3 separate regions of the Homo sapiens genome follow, and regions 1 and 2 are each linked to region 3. A link is a loop called in an ENCODE intact Hi-C map of the cell type or tissue named here. Cell type or tissue: Caco-2. All regions are shown on one strand. Each heading gives the region's core, and the rest is flanking DNA. Links, peaks and the distances in the headings are about the cores only.

Region 1 (6,732 bases), core at 1,185-6,184, 360 kb after region 3:
TATTTACAAATATCCCTTGGGAATAGTGAAAATTATATGCATACCCTCCTGAAAATACAAGTTAATAATTAGTGCTGAATTGTGAAAATAGCACCTATCAATAAGCACATAGAGAAACCAAATTGCTTATGAAGTTGAAATGACAATTCTTCTTTTCAAATAAATCTTTTGCTTGCAATCAGACAACTGGGAATTGTTCTTATTGTATACTTTATACTCATGGCTGATAATTCTCTTCTAACACATGGAGTTGTGTGCAGAGGGATGTTTGGAAAATCAAAAGTATACTTTTTTATAAAAATCAGCGTATTATATTGAAGGCAGAATTTTTCTTTGCTTGATATTCATTCAGTTTACTAGTTATCTTTTAATGTAAAGAAACAAACCCTACTTTGATACCTGCTGCCTAATCTTGTGCTCTCTACTCACCTTTGCCTCCATCTTCTTCCTTATAGTACAGAGAAACTGATGGATGACCTCTTAGTCTAATGGGGAAGTCCCAACAGTGGCATGCTGCTCTTTCAGGGGTAGACTTCTCAGGGGCTTCCTTCTCAGAGTGAATGTTTATGCCAACATCTCATTATCATTAACCAAGTATGGTTTGTACCGATGTACCATACCAGGAATCAGGGTAGGCTTCCTGCACATACAAGCCTATGCAGCCGTATATAACCCCACTCTTGGCTTATTGCCCTGCTATTACAGTCTTGAGTCTTAGGAATGTTTGAATAAGCAACCTTTGATTTACATTTTGCCCTGAGCCCCCAAAATTATGTAGCTGGTCCTGCCAATGAACAGTAAATTGACATCCATTTCCTTAATACCACAAATAGAACAGAATCAAACAATATAAAATTGTGTCATATTACTCTTTTAACAGTCTCACCAGATTCTTTCAGTAGGCCTCTTATTTAAGTAGTGTTGATTGTAGCTTTCCTTTGACAAAACTCTACTGAGGAACAGCTAAATCCATGTTAGTGGGCAACTGAGGGCCAATGTTGAGATGACAGATGTGTGACTGTATCATTCCCCCACTAGAGATTGTGTGAGACCCCACTGTCAGCCAAATAACCTTAAAATGTATGGATTATCTCTGTGTTTATTTTCTATTACCAAATTTACAATAATGATAAAAGAAGAATTATACAAATTATATGAATTTGACATCTTAGCTGTCTCTTTGAACACAAGAAAAACAGAGGAGCAAGAGAATGCTTTTCTTCCTATTCGTAATAGATGACTTACATTTCCTTGGGTATTCATGAACAAGTTAAGACCATAAAGAAAATTGGATACCACCATAACATTATAAACCTATAATTTGATCTTCAATGATTTTCATGTTGTTGTGGTAGCACTTTTTATCTTCCACATTTTAGAGAAGATTGTTTATTGTTTATTGATATTTAATGCTATAAAACTATCATTTGTTGTGTCCTTTTAAATACCATAATTTGATTCTGGCAAATTGTTTTTGTTTTCTGGCTATTATCATGTCTGAATAACTGAAAGTACATATAAAACAAACTTCCTGTAAAATTATGGACCATTTCTGTATCATTTCTATTTATCCAATCATAGTTTTAATTCAGAAGCTCTTTCTCTCCCCATCTGTGTCTTCATAATTACCTTCAGATTTATGAAAAATATCAGCTGACATTTTTAATTTTGTCCAGTGGCCTTACTTAATGACAAGTCATTGAATTATGTGCTTCCTGGTACATATTCTTCCTTCTGCCTGATCATCCATCACTGTCCTGCACCATGAACCCTCATGTTATCCACTGACTTCTACAAGATCCTCAGATCTAGGCTCAGATTAGATGCCATCACCCCGGAGAGGCCATACTTGACACCAATAACCAGATTAGGTGGCACTTAACCATCATACCACATTTACTTATTTAATTATCTTTCTTCAAACTTTAAATCATTAAAACATTCATTTGTTTAATTATCGTTCTCCCTATTTTAGACTAAAATATTAAAACTTTGACTTTTTACAACATTCCCCCCAAAACTGTTAAATGCTCACCATACACTGCTATCTAATTAGAATTAAAGAATCTTATTTAAAAATAGCTAGAAGAATTGTAACGTTCTCAACACAAAGAAAAGATACATTTTTGAGGTGATAGATATCTCTATTTTTGATTTCATCAATACATATTGTCTTCATGTATCAAAATATCACCTGTATCCCTCCTAAGTGTACAACTGTTATGTATCAATACCATTAAGAAATAAACTCCATTCCTCATGTAAGTGGTTTTGACTCAATTCTTTATTTGTTTATTAAGCATGAACTGTGTGCTAAAGATGTTGCTACACTGAATTAATGAGGCATGATCTCTCTGCTCTGGGACACTTAAACCTCGTGGTCCTTTCTATTTAATAGGTACTATGCAGATCATGATCTCTCTGCCTGACGAACACATCAAGATAAGTGATTGAAAGATTTTTTAAAACTTTGGTTAGGCTGTATATTTCAATATCACGTATGTTCATCTATGTCATCTTTTATTTTCAAACCACTTAAGAGAACCTACCACACTTTCAACACCTTGAATTTAACTATCCATGAAAATATTCAAATTTTCTAGTCAAAAAATGTTACCATAGGAAATGTCTGTTTTGTGGGAAGAAATAATGAGGAAAATTAGTAGGCCCTTATCTAGGACAAATAAATAAAATCTGAACTTTCCTCATCTAACGTGCAATTGAGATTTTAGTGACCTATAAATAGTAGTAAATCAAACATTAATTTTGTTAATGCTATTCGTGGACAATCAAGAAATTCCATTTATATTAGAGTTATTTCCCAGACATGGAGAAAGCAAACAAAGTCAAATCAGAGCTCTTGTTTGTAGGCACACTCTTTCATAGACCTTCAGTCTCCAAACTGAAAAATTGCTACTTTGCCCTTGTGAACTCCTACTTTAATATTTGTATCGAAGTTCATTCTGTCTCAGTGACTAGTTTTCCTATTTTCTACTTTGGAAATTGAATAAGAAAACTTGTTTTCCATATTCTTCGGGGTTTTCTTCAAGATGGCAAGGCAACCTGTGCTTTACATAAAAAAATAGATGAGGAGGCCTCAAATAAAAATCAAAGTAGCTAGCTAATTTATTATTAATTTTTTATCATCAGTTCTTTTAATAGCTACGATATTAATTATCCATAAAAACCTTATGCCTCAACATGATAAGTACATATATTCATCTCTTAACAATAAACAGAGAGTGTTGTAGTAACAGAATAATGGGGTTTGTAGTAAGGGGACATACTTTTGATTTGGGGTTCACTTTTTAAAGCAGCTTTTTAGAATTGTGATAAATATGAATAATTAACTTAAACCTCTACAGAAATATTATTACCTATGGACTAATGCCACTTAAATTCTCATCTTCCAGGAATGCTTTACTTAATACTCAATCTGTCAATAGTCTTGAAGATTTACTTTTCACCTTGCTTAATCTATCTATTATTAATTGGCATGCACCTATGGTCAATAAATAATGCCATTCATTTTGTTTGAAAGAAACCCTCTGGAATGGTATCTGTGCAAAAGTGATTGAAGGAATGATAGAAATGTATCCACTTCTGGATAGAAACATAGGAGGTACTCAAGTGTACCAGCAACTTGTTACCCAAAATTTAGTCTAATAAATGAGGAATGCCAAATTAAAATGAAATTGAAAAAAGAATACTGGAAAGAGGAATTGGATTATGCAGATTGTGATACTGACAGGACATCATTCTTGAACAATTACAATCTCAAGGTTTTTGTTTGTTTGTTTGTTTTTTGCCCTAACGCATCACCCTAATTTAGTACATCCAACAGGGGAACCCACCCGGAGGGAATTGCTCCAGCCAGCACCCATGCCAGGGGAAGAGCGCCACCTGCTGCAGCTTTGTCAAAGTCTGTTATATACTAAAATTTCTTTTGGGGAATGAGCTGACCAACTGTGTATTGCAAAAGTAGCATTCCTTTCGACTTTAGCCCCATGATCTGTAGAGTTCTGCCAACACAATTAGTATAGCTCCAGAGAATGCATAATAGTCACACATAAATAGACAATAACAAAATTAATAACATCAGATCAGTCAACATATTTAAGCTTTACAATTTTATTTATAAACACATATATGTATGCATTAATGTGTTTGTGTGTGTGTGCGTGTGTATGTGTGTGTGCGTGCGTGTGTGTGTGTGCGCGTGCATGTTTGGGAATTTTAACGTCTTTTCATCCCTGGAGCTCTAACTTTGTCATTATAAATTTCCAACTTATATGAATTTATTTGTCTATGTCATTTGAATAATTTCACCATGTAAGTTTCGTTATTTTTGTCTTCTTCTGATCATAAAGAAATAGCTCTTCCTTGACCTGTCTTCACTTTTAGATGTTTGAAACAAAGGTTTTTACATTTGGAGGATCGGAGTCTAGTGAATCTTAAAATTATATTTTCTCAGCAAATCAATAGGAGACACTGTAAAGTGAACTCACATCACCTTCTCTGCTTCTGCCTTCTCCACTTGGAGCTGTATGCAGAAAATATACTACTTGACAGCCTGAAGGAGATTCTCTCTCTTTTAGGAGAGTTGCAGATGAAGGGAGAGGTTAATTGGATATTAGCAGAAAGCTCAAAATGATGTTTCTACTTCAATTTGGGCCTCCAAAGGGTATAGAGGGAAGGATTCGAGTGTCAATTTCCTTTTTTAAAAGATTGATGTTTGGGTTAGGAAATTTAGCATGTCAGAGGTATCTCCCAGCATAAGGCTTCAAAAAAGAAATTACCCAGAAAAGATAAATGGTGTTTGAGCTTTAGTTAGGGCAATTTTATGGAAGTGTCACCCATGAAAGAAAATGAAAAAGTGCAGAGAAATTTAAAATTTAGCTTTAATTTACACTCTGAGGATTATATTCTTTAAGAATTTTGATATTTCTGATTTAAAATGAAAATCAAGCATTACCAATCAGCATGTGAACAGACTCACATAGAGCCCTTTTGATTAGACCTCCTCAAGTTGGGACTTTAGATAGACTCATATTTTCCCTCTTGATTTTTGTGACTAAACCTGAAAATATGAAATTTAGTGACACCATTCACATTATGCTGCTAACAGTTACACAAAATATCTTTGTTTAGGGACCTAATAAAATTGGTCATATAAAGAGGAAATGAGATTTTTAATGCAAAATGAAGCTGACAGTGCTTTTCTATTACCAGGGTCTTATTAGGGAAAAATTCTCTGACATCTGTTTATCCCCTGCAGCCAACCTTGTATTCAGAATACAGTAATTGATTCACAGCATCCACTGGGGATCTAACTGGCTCACTTTTCCACACCGCACTACACAGGTATCTCTGCAGCTAATTCTGAATGTACATCTACATCGTTATCTCCTGGTGAACTGTGACCCTAAACACTTTGGAGGCCCAGATGAAAGTGCTTCCTCCACCCTCCAGTGCTAGGGGTGTAGCAGATTCTGCAGCATGGCAATTCACACAGGACATCCAATCAGAACCATCCCCTTTGAAGCCCTTCTCAGCTGGGAGACCATGAATGATTCATAGCTTCTCCACACAGACTAAAGAGGAAGAGCAAAGCTAGTGTGTATTATTCAGGACTGCATCCTCAATAAGTCTCCATGTTCAGCAAATTGCTACAATGTTTTTTTCTTAGTCCTTACTTCCCATACAACATCTCTTTTGTGTACAAGTTTTAACAAAGAAAGGTCGTCCGTTTAAGCAAACTTGTTGATTGGGTTATTTCCCCCCTTTTAATGAATGTTAGTGCAGTCACAGATTTAATGCAAAGGAAAGCGCCTGGCAGGGACCACACTTTCCAAGAAGGATCCCAAGGCCCCAACTTTACAATTAACTTAGAAAGTGAATTTGGTGCCAACTTCCCATTTTTTCATGATTAGGGTCAAAATATTAATTGCATTGTGCACCATGTGCAAAAGTTAGCTTCATAACGCCATGCATAAACTAAATCAAATATTTTACCCATTGGAAAATACTTTTTGCCAGCTAGTACTGCTGTGCTGCGTAGGAGGTCTAATGTAGGCCCCTCTCTTTCAGCAACCATACAGAGTGATCATCATGATAACGATTACTAAGCATCTTCCCCGTCCCAGGATTCTGCAGACACAATAACTGGATATTACCCCCCAAAGAAACATCAGTTCTGGAAGCTTCATTATTAAGCAAGCAGGATTTTCCTTGTGTCATCATTCACAGAGGGTTTATCTTGCAAGCTGAAATATAAGCACCAGGAGAAAACCACAGAAATTCTACCTGAAAGGGAGAGTGTTACTCAACATCCTGGAGGTTTTGTTCTTGAAATATCAGTTTGCCTTTTGCTTATGACCAAATCCATGAATCTAGTGTTGAAATTCATAACTATAACTTTGGTATTTCTAAGTATCTTTTAGCAATCTTGAATTTTAAAATTTTTCTAAACTTTAAATATTTGCTGCTTTCACATATGTAAGAATATTCCCAGAAATAATACATGCCAAGCAAATTAAAAATTAAAAAGTAAATTTAGAGTAAATTTGCCACTGAGTATTATTTAGTAGTTGGAAGTACTTTAGCCTAGCCTGATAATTTGAAGAAAATACAAAAAGGACTAAAATTAAACAATATCCCTCAAGTGTATGAAAAATAAAATTATTCAAAGATGAAAAGCTATATTTGTTAAGACATCCAAATTACCTGTTT
Region 2 (6,732 bases), core at 869-5,868, 290 kb after region 3:
CTCATAACATTGCTCATCCCTAGTTGTCTGAAACAGTTCTGGTTTATACCTACTACCTGTAGCTTGTTTTATTCTCAAAAGTATACTGGCTTACATGTTTAAGAATGAAAAGTAATAACATTTTACAATAAAATAATAAATGTTATGGCTACTCTAAATGGAAACGAGAACCATATTTGGAAGAACAGAGTGAATTGCTGCTTTGATCAATGAATTTATTTTGTCCAGAAATAGGACAACTTTGTACTTCACCAGTACAGACTCTGAATTCCGGTTTGGAGCCAAACACATTTCTCTCATGTGGAATGGGTGTATTCTTAAAAGAATGTTGGAGGTGAGGCAATTGCCATGTTCCCTTTGGGGAACTAGACATTTTATTTGTGCTGGTTTTGATGTAGGGAAGCTTATAAAGGGGTGAAAGTACTTTCGTTCTTGTTGTGTCTTACTGCTTAAGGAAGGATGGGTTGTTGACTGAAGTGAAGGAAATGCCTTAATAGCATAAAACAGCGAGCTGGCTCCAGAATCAATAGGGCACTGAAGCAATGCAAACAGACATAATACTTGAAACATACAAGGAAGGGTGCGGGAAAGAAACTTCAAACTTCATGTGAATGATTTGTATTTACTATAAAGAGCAAGAAGTTTAGGGAAAATTTTGAAGAAAATGAGAGAAGTCAGATGAGGAGATTGGAAAACTCATTGGTCAGCAGTATTTAGAATATATTAGAAGAGGTAAAGCTTGAAGTTGAAGGGCCAGAAGGGTCAGAAATATAGACATTTTTGTAAATTTATGTGTTGTATTTCCACAATTATTAAACTGTGTTAGTAGTCTCTGAATGCTGGGCTAGCGCAAAACCCAGATTAAAAATTAAGTTGCAGAATTTGATGAAAGATAGACATTGATAATACTCTCAAAATGTAATAAGTCATATGGTGAAAGGATTGGAGATCACTGAATATGCTTCCAGGGGAAAATGTTACATGTAATTAAGCTCAGGGTGGAGTAGTAGTATCTCTGGGGTGATAAACTAATGGACTTAAACTATTTTCTCACTTTTAGATTTTTCTGTCTCTCCTGATCAAAGTTGTAACTTATAATGGGTAAAAGACTTCTGAGAGCTTAGATAAGTATTTAAAAAAGTTCTTTGCATATTTTAAGTAGCCTTCACATCCTTTTGCAATCTTTGTTGATCAATACCTTCCACCTCCTAATCTACCCCTGTCCTTACCCATGCAAATCAAATTAACCACTGTTTTAGCCTATCCTAAATAGCAGAGAGTGAGGCAAGACTACATTGCCAATCCTTTATAGGGAAATGACATTTCTAGGCAAAGGTGAGGGAAAAGGAAATGAATCAGAGAGGGATGGAAGCAAATGCAAGGTGATGTGTTATGGTGCTGGCCAGACAATGCTTCAGGAGGTTTCCAGACAGGATGCGTGGAAAAGCCACCACTCAGAACAGTCCTCTACAAGGAATTTATCTAGTGTATTATTCTAGGCCTGTCTCCCATTGGTCTGTTTGCCTCATGAGCTGTCTACTTCCCTGAGTTTTATTGTTGTATCACTTGGCCCCCTTTGGAAGTGGTGTGGGGCTTTGTCTAGTCCAAAATTGTTTGGAAGAGCCAAAGCCTGTGGACCAGGCTTGCAGTAAACTATCTGTCACCAGGATCTATAAACCCACAGATAGTCTGTGACCTTGATGTCAGCTATGTTGGGCAACTGTCCAAGGTCTAGGAGATAAATGAGGTTGAGAGAATCTGAGGAAGCATTTACGCTATGTTGGAGGCAACCACACACTCATATCCCCACCGTCCTACTGTAGATTCTGCAACAGTACCTATAGCGTTTTCTTATGTATTTGTTTCTTCTTGCAGATCTATAAGCTTATGAGAGCACTTAAGTTGAGTTTTTGTGCTTGTAGGCCTTAGCACAACATTTGTACATAAAAATAGTTAATGAATATTTATAGAATAAAGGAATGAAGTTATATATCATCCTTCTCAAAAATCAAAATTCCAGTCTTCCAAATAAGGTATCTAAATTCTTATGACATTCTATTTACCATATACCCAGACATCAGAAATTCACACCTAAAACAGTAGCCACTGAGTTTCTATAAATCCTCTGAAAATTTAAGTACATTCTAAAAAAATCACACATGGTTCCTGAAAAGTCAAACTAAGCTCCAGGTATATATTTTAAACTATTCATAGGAAAGAAAAAGAGCTTCTCTGACATGCTATGCTGAAAATTACCTGCTTATTTCATTACAAATGATATTTTAGCATTTAACATTTGGTGGTAATAACTGTTACTTTTTAAAACAGGTTTATTGTTGTCACTAATTTTTACACTGTTCCTTGCAGATGAACATTTTTTCAAAAAATAAATAAGTCAAGGTTAAATAGTTTACCCACAGGTACAAAGGTAGAGATGGGGGAGGTCTCATCAGATGTTTATTAATTAGTATCTTTTCTACAAAATCACATGCTGACTAGCAGATGAAGATGAATTAAACACATGATCATATCTTCTGTTACCTAATACCTCAATAGGAATCCATAAAACACTGTATTAAAACAATCATAGGAAATAATAAATTTAGAAAATGATAGTGATAGGCTGGAGAAAACTGTCTAAAGGGATTGGTATAAAGAAAACTGTCACAGATAAATAAATGAAGAAATAAGGCAAGAACAGGTTTAAATATTGCTTCAAGCATGGCTTGTGTTACAGCACATAAAGTAGCTTAAAATATAAGCCCCAGTGTTTTCTTTGTAGTTTTTCTACATAAATACAGATATTATAATTAGCCTTTATGTTTTTCAGAAAACACTAATCCATGGTCAAAATAATTGGTTCAATGAGCTGGACACCTGTAGTAAGTTTCGGAAGAGAATACTTGCTTGTGGGTCTGAAATGATACCAACTATTTGGAGATAATTTACTTTAGAAATTTACATATCCAAATCATGGAGAAAATTAATATTAAAATAGAGAAAAAATAAAGCAAAAACAAATGTTTTAAACACTACTGGAAAATACATTCAGAAGCAGATGCTGCTTGCAAGCAGATATTTTATATAGAACAGTGTTTTAAGGACAGAGAAAGATGATAGGTTTTCAAGGATTCCGTTGTCACTGGATATAGGCATTTGCCTTTTGTATGTATTTAAGAATTTGCATTCTTATTCTGTTCTGAGCAGAAGATCTTTTTCTAGCGCAATGATAGCATGTGGTGTGTTGTGGTCCCGAAATGTGTGCAGTGAGGTCATTATCAACCCCAGACTAGTTTCTGTCTTTAATGCACATTAATTCACATGTCATCAGACATGAAAACTAAAGTGTTTAGAACCTATGTTCTTTTGCTTTTTGTCTTTCTGGTGTCATCAAAAGTAAAAAAAAAAAAAAAATAAATAAGCACCACCTTAGAGTATATGAATGACCAGGAAATAAACATAAGAATAATAAAAAGTCAAATCATGTCCAAATTAAATTAAAGAAAATGAATCACAGAAGTTTCAAATAGAACACCCATTTGCAAGTAAATGAATTCCAAATTTGGGCAAAGTTTTTTGGAGTTTTAGACTATTAGCATGTAGTCACAGTGACACTTTGTGTTCATTGTTAGGGAATGCACTCTAGGAAAGTGCTAGATGAATGGATACCATGATGCATTGTGCTGGGAGCATTGCTACAGAATTCATCCTTGGGAGATCCAAGAAAGAAAATGAGAAACAGAGTGAATCAAACTGAAACATGTAAACCCAGAGGAGTGGACATATAAATATAGAGTGTTATTAACACATAGATAATGTCCTTCTGAATTCACTAATATTCTTTGTATTGCACTGTTCAACATAGCATACGCTCTCTGCTTTTTAAGTAACTGACCTAACCTCTAGATCTAAAATATTTGTTCTACATCATTTATTTAGAGATGTTATTTTAATTGTTACTTAACATCTCAGTGGATAATTCGGCTTATAATTCTCTGAAATAAAATCAGACAGAAACTTATTTAGATTTAAAAGTTGAATTTTTTCTGCTTTTATCTGATGAAATAAATGGCAATACATTTCAATGACTACTAGAGAAAGAGAGAACAGCGTGAATCCAAGTATCCAAATATATAATTTTACATCATCATGTTAAAGAAGGATATTTATATTCTTTTATGTAAAAAGTATATTTTATTCTAATACTGCAGCTGTCTTTGTAAGGGTTGTATAATACAGATTTAGAGAAAAAAATTTAAATAAAAACATAATAGTTGGATTTATTAGAATATTTATATTCTAATAAAGTAGCTTAAAAATAAATTTTAAAATATCCTGACAATTAAATTATGGAATTGGATTGTAATGCAAAACATTAATTAGTATATTAAACATTAAACATTAAATCCTTAACTAGTCTGTTGAGAAAGGAACACATAAGTGTCCTAAGTTGGAAGGCCAAAGGCCAAAGGACAACTGGGGTATCAGAAGCATCACCCACAGATGGTGCCTGATCCATCTTGTTCCAACCTTATTTCTATATATAATTCCTCATATATATACATATATATGAGGAATATAAATAAATATATTTATTTATATTATAGATATGGTATTATCAGTTGTCTAAATACAATTTAGGAATACTTGAAACATAACAGCTATCTAGATAGCTAAGTAGGGATATTTGAGAACTCTTGATAGAAACTTTGAATATGTCTGATGATATATGTCTATACACTTATACATACAAATATGTGTAGACACATACACACAAACACACATATATGTTTAAATACAATTTATGTATATGAAATTTTAGATTAATTTGTATCTACATAGATTAAGTCAGTTGCAGACCTAAGCAGGAATGGCATATTAAAAGTAAAAGAACAGAACTTTGGAAAGTTGAAAATACGTAAATCAGCAATTTTGTATTCATTCAGATGATTTATTGCCTACTTTCTCCTTTTGTTTACATTCGTAGATAAACTTTTTAAAAAAATACTAGCCGGGCATAGTGGCTGTAATCCCACACCTGTAATCCCAGCACTTTGGGAGGCTAAGGCCTTCGAGACCAGCCTCGCCAACATGGTGAAACCCCATCTCTACTGAAAATACAAAAATTAGCTAGGCGTAGTGGTGCACGCCTGTAATCCCAGCTACTAGGGAGGCTGAGGAAACGGAATCGCTTGAATCTGGAAGGCGGAGGTTGCAGTGAGCTGAGATCGCGACACAGCACTCCAGCCTGGGTGACAGAGTGAGACTTCATCTCAAACAAAAAAAAAAAAAAAAAAGAAAAAGAAAAAAAAAAGTAAGTAAAGCCCAACTTGCCCCAAACACAGTAACTAATAAGGGGCAGAGCAAACATTCACACCCAAAGCCAGGGAGCTGAATGTTCCAGAACCCTACTGAAGTGCATCTTAATTTACTTAATAGGTTTGAATCTAAGAAGCTGTGTACAATTCATGTTTTATAAACTCTGTCCTTGCCAGTGAATTCCCTTGAATTTGGAAGAATCCTTGTGTAGTCCCTTAATTTACATGGTTTCTAACTTTAAATATTCATGGATTCACTGTGATTTGCTAGGAAAGGGATGTTTGTTATTATTCGAATGCTTTCCTTCATATCAAGTAATCAATAAATGTAAAATTATAAAACAAACTGCAGTTAAAAAACATTGTCACTAAAACTATAGTTATAGCTTCATCAAGTCAGCAACTCTGGACCCCCTAGCAAGAAATGAAATATTTAGGAGGATCTGTCATTGTTAGAAACTGTGTCATTTTGAGGGTGAAAGGAGTTTGATCAGCAATTACATCAGGGCAACTGGAGTAAATAGGGACAGTCTAAGAAAAACTGATCACTCTATTAGTGAGGGCAACTTGAGTGATAATTTTCATTCTGCACATTATTGGTACTATCCATTTATATTTACATATATGTTTTAAAAATTCAGAATTGTAGAAGTATCAAAATTGCTATAGAGTTGTTCCTCAGTATGCATAGGGAATAGGTTCCAGAATCCCTGGTGGATACCAAAATCTGAGGATGCTCAAGTCCCTTATATAAAATGGCACAGTATTTGCATATAACCTATGCATAGCCTCCCACATACTTTAAATCATCTCTAGATTACTTGTAATACCAAACACAATGTAAACGTGATGGAAGTAGTTATTATACTGTATTTTTATATGGATCTTTTTGTTTTATTATTATTCTTTAATATTTTGATTCATGGCTGGTTGAATATGATACAGAACCCACAAATATGGGAGACTAATTTTGTAAGCAAAACCAAATGGTCAAGCGGATAATGAAAAATCCAAGATACTCCTAATCTTGTAAGATAAGAAAGAAATGCAAAATGAAAATGATAAATTTGTTTTAAAGTATTATTGTTGGTTGGTGAAGGAAGAAAGCTCTAAATACAAGCCAAATAAAAATAAATACTACCATGATTGCTACTATCACTACCCCAATCCCCAGTCATCTATACTAGTGAATACTACCACGTACTAGGAACTGTTGTGTGTTTCACAGACACTATCTTATATAGCTATTAGAATAATTATGTAAGTAAAATATATTATCCACAATTTACATAAGAGAAAACCGATGCTAAGAGAAATTAATATTTTTTCCAGTATCAGCTTGGAAATGGCACAAGTGGGATTTGAGTAATTTTTTTTTCTCTAGAGCCTATGCTTTTTACTAAAATGTCTAGAG
Region 3 (6,732 bases), core at 998-5,997:
CAGCTCCGCACTCTCGGGTTTGGACTCGCGTCCTTGCGGTTTTCTCCACAGCTTCCAGACCCTTTTGGGGATCTTGCTCCTGGAGGCAGAGCGGAGCCTGCGGAGAGCGACAGGCACCCGCTTCCAGGTCCTCGGAGCCGCGCTTGTGGGGGCTGGGGGTCCCCTGCTGCCCATTGACTACCTCCACCCCGAGCGTCCGTGCGTTCTGGTGGCAGCAGACGGCAGGCGGCTATCCGCGGAGCAGGAAGGCGACAGAACTTCCTATGTCCTTGCGTGGGGTCATGGGCAGGCGTGTCTGTTGTGGAGTTTCGTTTGTTTGTTGTTGTTCTAACCCAGGACCTGGAAGCCCCTTCTCTGATCAGCGCCTTCTTCCAGCTTTGAATGCGGCAGGGCCCAGGCGGGGCGGGGACGTCTCTGCTCCTCCTGGGACCTAAATCACAGGAGTCCTTGGCCACGTTCAGCCATAAGACATTATTCACTTGGGCTGCGAAACTCCTGGCAACTATTAGGCAGGGGAGGCCCAGCCCCTGTTGGGACAGAGACGTAGTAGTCATGTGTCACCCGTAGGGCTTTCACAAGGTAGGTGGGTTTCATGTCCACGGAGAGATCAGGGTGGAGATATGTACATAGGTCTATATCTATAGATATAACGCCAAGAGTGACAATAGTCAGCAGTGAACTTTCCTGGGACGCATCATCTGGGTCTCTAGGTCATCAACGACATCTCAAGGTGGTCTGGTTAACGTCCAGGAAAATGTCCCCAAGGGAAGTTGCATTTAAATTAAACGACCAGACGAAAGAAAACTATATTTCCCACCAGTTTCCTTGAGAACCTCCTCTGCCGGTCCCAGCTGGAGCCCAGTCTGAATGCCTTAGAAGCAGAGATGACGACGGGCCCCAGTACCGCCAACCACTCCGGGCCTTAGGGACCAGAGGAGGAGAGAGGCCGAGGGAGCTCCGCAGTGCCAAGCAGAAAGGGAGGACGACGGTCTCCGGGAAATCTCCGAGCCTAAGCGACCCGGAACGTGGCCCGGAGAACTCCAACCTCAGCTCTGGGCTGGGTCCCGCGGGCCTCGGAGGGCAGGCCACTGCCCGGGATGGCCCCCAGTGAGGCCAGCGAGGAGCCCAGTAGCTATCGCCTGGGAGGTAGCGGACCAAGATGCGCGACACTGGGATCAAAGCAGCTCAGGCATGACCCTGGGAAGGCGGCCCAGAGGGGAAGCGAAAGTTCCACCGTCCTTTCTCCATTCCTTCCTCCATTCCACCCTTCAGTGTCAGAGCCCAGGGCGCCGGGACAGCCCAAGGGCAGCCCCTGTTCTGAGACCCGAAGATCTTACCCATATCCTGCTCCCCTGCTGTCTGCCCTTTCACATGTGCTTAAAACAACCTAAGTGGCCTCTAAAGCCAGCCGACCCTGGGCCCTGGGGGCTTCTCCTGCATGCAGGGCGCTGGCTGCGTGGTGAAATGTGCCTCCTTTCAAACTAAACAATTGCCTACGCACAATGTAGCTCCCCGAGTCTGCGAGAAACACAGCTCCGGCTTCGGCCACCAGAACCCAAGGTGGCCGGGCCTGCAAGTGGGGCCCGGTTTCCAGAAGGAGCGAGGGGCCCGGCCCCCCTCCCCTGTATACCCACTACCGCCACGCACTTATGTCGAAGTCCCTCAGACCCGATCCTGAGTCCCTAAACCCCAACAGACAACTCGGGTTCAACCCCTCGGAGGTGAGAAGGTGGGGCGAGTAGTGGCTGCGGAGTCAAATACTAACTTTCTCCGCACCCGGTCGGAAGGAGGATGTCAGTGCCCAGGTGGGCAGCAGCTATCAGGCGCGCTCTCCAAAAGTGGAGGATGGGAAGTTGGCGGTTCAGGTCAAAGGTGAGGAGCGTTCACCCCAGACAGTGCGGATCCTGGCACAAAACCTCTCCCGCCAGTCCTCACGCCAACCAACGAAGGTCTGCTCCCTTAGGTCGGGAAAAGGGCGCTGCCAAAGGAAACGGGAAGTGAGGCCTGCCAAAGGAGGAGGAGAAAATTAATTAATGAGGGAAAGAAATGTGTCTCTGATCCACATGATAGACTCCCTGTCCCTGGGGGCGGAAATTCCTTGGAAATCAATAGTTGTGCATTCATTATCCTTCTCTTGATAAAATGCAAAGCTATGAGATGAGGAGGAGGAGGAGATCTGTGTTGGTCATTAAATAAGAAGGAAAAAAAATTGCCCAGGAATCTATGCCAAGGCTCAGACCCCATGTGGGTATCATTAGCACAGGCAGGGGCCAACGAGTTACAGCAGTTGCCAAACCAGGAAAACAAAACAGTGACATATGGGTGAGCTGAGCCCAAGCCCACCACCTTTTCCTTTTACGCATCAGGAGGAAAGTAGGGAGAGGCTTGATATGGTCCAGGGAACTGCCTGCAGATGTGCCAGCATGCCCTATTCTTTAGCCTGGGCTGAGAACCAACGAGGATGAGGCATGATAACTGTCCAAGCATCACCCGCTCCATATTTCTATACACATCCCTCTCATCACACCTGTTATACCTGTGTCATAGATGCCTTTTATCCGTGGCTTCCCCACGCACATACACTGTCACCTCCTGCAGGGCAGGTACTCATATTGTATACCTCATTTTATCTCCAGTGTCTTGTACTGGGCCAGACTACCGCTCAGCAAGAATTTGAGGAAGGAAGATAAGGTAGCAAGTTAATGAGGGCGGAGTGAAATAATTGGCTCCTGAAAAAGAACAGGCTGGAATAAAAATTTACAGCTCTGCCTGGGGAAAACACACCCCTCCTTTTTAAGGAGAATGTAGACCCCCCCATCCCCCCACCCAGGGATCTTCCTGCAATCTCCAACCAGCCCTGGATTGTTGAACAGCCCCTAGGCCACCACCCCTCCCCCAGGCTACCCGAAACTGGCCTCTCTTCCTTCCTACACACGTGTTTTTTGGTGGGGTACTTTTCCTGTGACAAACTCTGCACTAAGTGCTATAGTGAAGATGGATGTATCCTAGATGGGCTTCCTATCCATGGTGGGAGGGGGAGGGAGGATTGTACCCATAGCCCTCATGTTTCTGGTCCCATCAAAACACCCAATACCCCAAGCAAAGATCTGGCCTCACCCCAAGGTGGGGTATTCCTGTTGTCGAAAGAGAGGTGAACAGGGAAGGAAATCTTGGTGGGACTAACTCCTAACTTCAGGCTAAGGTGGCATCTCTCCGCTGGGTTTAATGGAAGCCTCCCAGGGTTGGAGGGTGAACCGAGGTGCCTTTTGGGTACTCAGGAGCTCACCTGGCTCTCAGAGGCCCCACCCGGCCGCAAACCTGTACTGTTTACCTTTCTGTTGCTCCTGTACCCTTCAGGGTCCCTAAAGACCAGCGCTTCCTTGAGAGGGGAGGGGCAGGTTCCAGGCCCTCACCCTCTGTGGGGGCCTTTTCTTTCCCGTCAAGAGAGAGCGCAGGGAACGGCCACCAGGGGTGTCAGGAAGGACTAGGTTAAGCCCGGACTCCCGGTGTGATGACTACCGTAGGACTCACTCTTTCCCTCTAGCGACGTCCTGCTCATCGTCCACTCCCCGTTGAGATAAAGTTGCATTTAGCGCTCCCAGGGGACTGCGTAATGGATGGAACCAGCTCCTTCTCTCACCAGCAAGTGAACATCCTTCTCACTTCCCTCTGGAGCTAGAAGGAAGGGAGGGGGTGGGGGGGAACATGAAAAGAAAGAAAGAAAAAGCCATGGTGACGCCTGTGGGCTCTTCTTGGAATCTGAGTAGGTGAGTGGGTATGCTAAACACACATGCATTTGTGCAGAGGAAAGATAAAATCCACGGGAACGCAAATTTAGGTTTATAGAAATGAGATCTGCTCTTTGGTGGAAATACAGACTTCCTTGGTGTGGGAGAGAACAGAAAGATTATCTGATTTCTGCTTTCCATAAGCAGCCCCTTGCTGCTCTCCAGCTCTCTTACCGCAGATGTGATAACATCTGGGCTGTTAGGTTATTATCACCGCGAGCAAGTGCTCCTTCCCTGGGGACTTTGGCACCTGAACTGTGGCTCCCCTGGGAGGCTCTTGATCTGCTACCACATAAGGGCCATATAACAGGTTGGCTAATTGATTTATTCTTTTTAGGTCTTAATTTCACAATAATTTTTTAAAAATTTAAAAACTGGACCAGAGCTTGTCCCCGTTCTTTCAAATTGGCTTGATTTAATATTTTTGAATCAAGCTTTCCTGTAAGTTAGTTTGATCTGTCTCCTATTGAAAAAAATATATATAAGCAGGCAGAGATATGAGGCAAAAAGCCAAAAAGATGGAAGGGAAAAGAAAGTTCTCTTTTCAACATCTTATTCCCTTTTCTCTGAAGCAGTTTTCCTGGAGTTCCCAGCATAAAGTGTGTGTGTGTGTGTGTGTGTGTGTGTGTGTGTGTGTACGCTGAGGGGAGGAAGGATCCCAACTACACCCTGTTAACTGTTTTTTCCTTTTGATTACTAGAAGCCTTAGATCACCCGGAGCTCGTTTGAAACGTGGGTTTGTACACGGTTGAAGGAGACAAACAATAAGAGAAATGCACAATTTCATTTCAACAGCTTTTCCCGAGTAGAAAGCACACGCTCCTTGTGGCTCCTAAGTGGCTGTCACTGGCGGTGCCTGACACAGTTATATTCACAACAACAACAAAAAAGTATGCGGAGGAAATTAAATTATATGGAAATCAATAGCGTCTGACTGCTTCAAACAAATGTCTGTCACCGCGATTATTCTCCAGGAACCTATTTATAAACCTTTAAAGAAACAGGTTCTTGCAGCAAAAGACAGCACCTTCTGCATTTCTGTGTTGTTATTTATACTGTATACAGAGGAATGCGCGGGCATAATTTAACGTAGAAATGTCCAGCTGTATACATTATACAACAGCTTGTTAGGCATCCCGAAGAGGAGGAATGCCTAAGTAATGCTCATATATTCAAGGCTTGCTATCAGGGAGAAGAAACATACACACATACACACACACGCACGCACACACACACACACACACACACATAGAGGGGCGTGCGCGCATCTCGTCTTTTTTATTCTAAAAGGTGCCCACCCTTAGACAATAGCTGGACCTTCTGATCTTTCCAGACCACGGTGGGAAAGGTGAGGCGGGCAGTGCGCATGCCCGGGTAGCTACAGGTGCATCACCTGCGCTGTCCTTGCTGGTGGTCACTATAAGAGCGGCTCCCACGCGCTGGTCGCGGCCGGACGAGCGCGCGCGCGCGCAGACGCACGGGGCCGCCGAGAAGGAGAGCGCGCGTCAGACAGACGGAGACAGCTGATGCCTGTCAGCGCGGTGGGGCCGCGAGCTCTCGCGAGAGCTCCCCGGGACGGCCGCGAGAAGTGGGGCTCAGGTGTTAGAGGAGTGCATCCCGTCGGCGCGCGGGGCTAGAGCTGTCGGAGAAGCGGGACCGCGAGGCCGGCGCGCGGCGCTCTGCGCGGTCAGAGGGAGCGCCTGGCAGCAGCAGGAGCAGCAGCAGCAGCCCGCGGCGGGGCCGCCGCCAGCCGCCGCGACCGCCGCGGCTGCAGCCTCCGAAGGGAGGCCGGGTGAGCCGGCGTACGCACTTTCCCGCGGACTTTCGGAGTGTTTGTGGATATACATGCCAAGCCGCCACGATGATGTCCATGAACAGCAAGCAGCCTCACTTTGCCATGCATCCCACCCTCCCTGAGCACAAGTACCCGTCGCTGCACTCCAGCTCCGAGGCCATCCGGCGGGCCTGCCTGCCCACGCCGCCGGTAAGCGCCCCACGCCCGCGGCCCCGGCCCGCGCGCCCGCCCCTCCCCGTCTCCGAAACGCTGCATGTCGGGGGCTGGTGTGTGCAGGTCCCGGTGCGGGGAACTGCGGGCAGGGGGTGTAGAGCAGTCCCGCAGCGAGGCACGTTTTGTCCGGCGGCCCTTAATGTCGTGTTCCTGTCTGCCTCTGCCTCCGCGTCAGGCGCCTGCGATCGGAGTAGGGAGCGCTGGGGCCAGGACTCTCGACTTCCCTCTACTTTCTCTGTTAATTTCACGCCTCAGAAAGGCAGTCTCTGTGCGTGCTCGGGTGTGTGACACGGGTCCCCAGCTGCGAGTTACATTTCCATTTCTTCTTTTCCCTCTTTTTCGTCTCCCACGCCCGTTTCCGGAATGTGTTCTTGTGTCCCCCTTTCTCCCTACTTCTGTCCCCCTCTCCACGCTCCCATCCCTTCTCGTCTGCCCCCTCCCTGGTCGTCAATGTGCCCCCTCTCCGTCTTTCCCGCTCTCCACTGCCCCCAAACCCGTTGTTATTTTGGTTGCTTTGTGTTTGCCCTTCGCATGCTGTGCTTTCCGGCCTGTGTGTGTGTTTCTTCTGTTGTTTTGTTTTGCTCTTTTGGTTTTGTGGTTTTTTTGGTTTGGTTTGTGTCGCCTGCAGCTGCAGAGCAACCTCTTCGCCAGCCTGGACGAGACGCTGCTGGCGCGGGCCGAGGCGCTGGCGGCCGTGGACATCGCCGTGTCCCAGGGCAAGAGCCATCCTTTCAAGCCGGACGCCACGTACCACACGATGAACAGCGTGCCGTGCACGTCCACTTCCACGGTGCCTCTGGCGCACCACCACCACCACCACCACCACCACCAGGCGCTCGAACCCGGCGATCTGCTGGACCACATCTCCTCGCCGTCGCTCGCGCTCATGGCCGGCGCGGGCGGCGCGGGCGCGGCGGCCGGCGGCGGCGGCGCCCA

What was found. A loop is a pair of places that touch in the nucleus more often than their neighbours do. Peaks named below come from ENCODE experiments on the same cell type or tissue, not always from the same donor. Only the 100,000 strongest peaks of a DNase experiment are listed, where the experiment ranks them.
Region 1: a loop joins it to region 3, with 2.4 times the contacts of the local background. A loop is called at or near these places in 2 of 110 quality-filtered maps.
Region 2: a loop joins it to region 3, with 2.1 times the contacts of the local background. A loop is called at or near these places in 2 of 110 quality-filtered maps.

Annotation. Positions count from the first base shown.
Region 1 is chr13:78,238,669-78,245,400 of GRCh38, reverse strand. All of the region lies in intron 2 of OBI1-AS1 (OBI1 antisense RNA 1), which reads right to left. Among named protein-coding and RNA genes, the nearest start is that of OBI1-AS1, 190 kb to the right of the region's middle. In Caco-2, for the core only: a CTCF peak has its summit at 3,915 (motif pointing left); DNase peaks (open chromatin) are centred at 3,880 and 5,480.
Region 2 is chr13:78,314,108-78,320,839 of GRCh38, reverse strand. All of the region lies in intron 3 of OBI1-AS1 (OBI1 antisense RNA 1), which reads right to left. Among named protein-coding and RNA genes, the nearest start is that of OBI1-AS1, 260 kb to the right of the region's middle. In Caco-2, for the core only: a CTCF peak has its summit at 3,584; no DNase peak of the experiment used is centred there.
Region 3 is chr13:78,602,244-78,608,975 of GRCh38, reverse strand. It overlaps POU4F1 (POU class 4 homeobox 1), which reads left to right and starts at 5,424. Exons shown (of 2, transcript NM_006237.4): 1 at 5,424-5,772; 2 at 6,425-6,732. The coding sequence starts at 5,650. It overlaps OBI1-AS1 (OBI1 antisense RNA 1), which reads right to left. Exons shown (of 6, transcript NR_047001.1): 4 at 3,532-3,675; 5 at 1,766-2,004. RefSeq lists enhancers at 635-1,494, 1,495-2,356 and a silencer at 5,474-5,633. In Caco-2, for the core only: a CTCF peak has its summit at 3,484; DNase peaks (open chromatin) are centred at 3,495 and 5,345; H3K4me3 peaks cover 1,545 bases.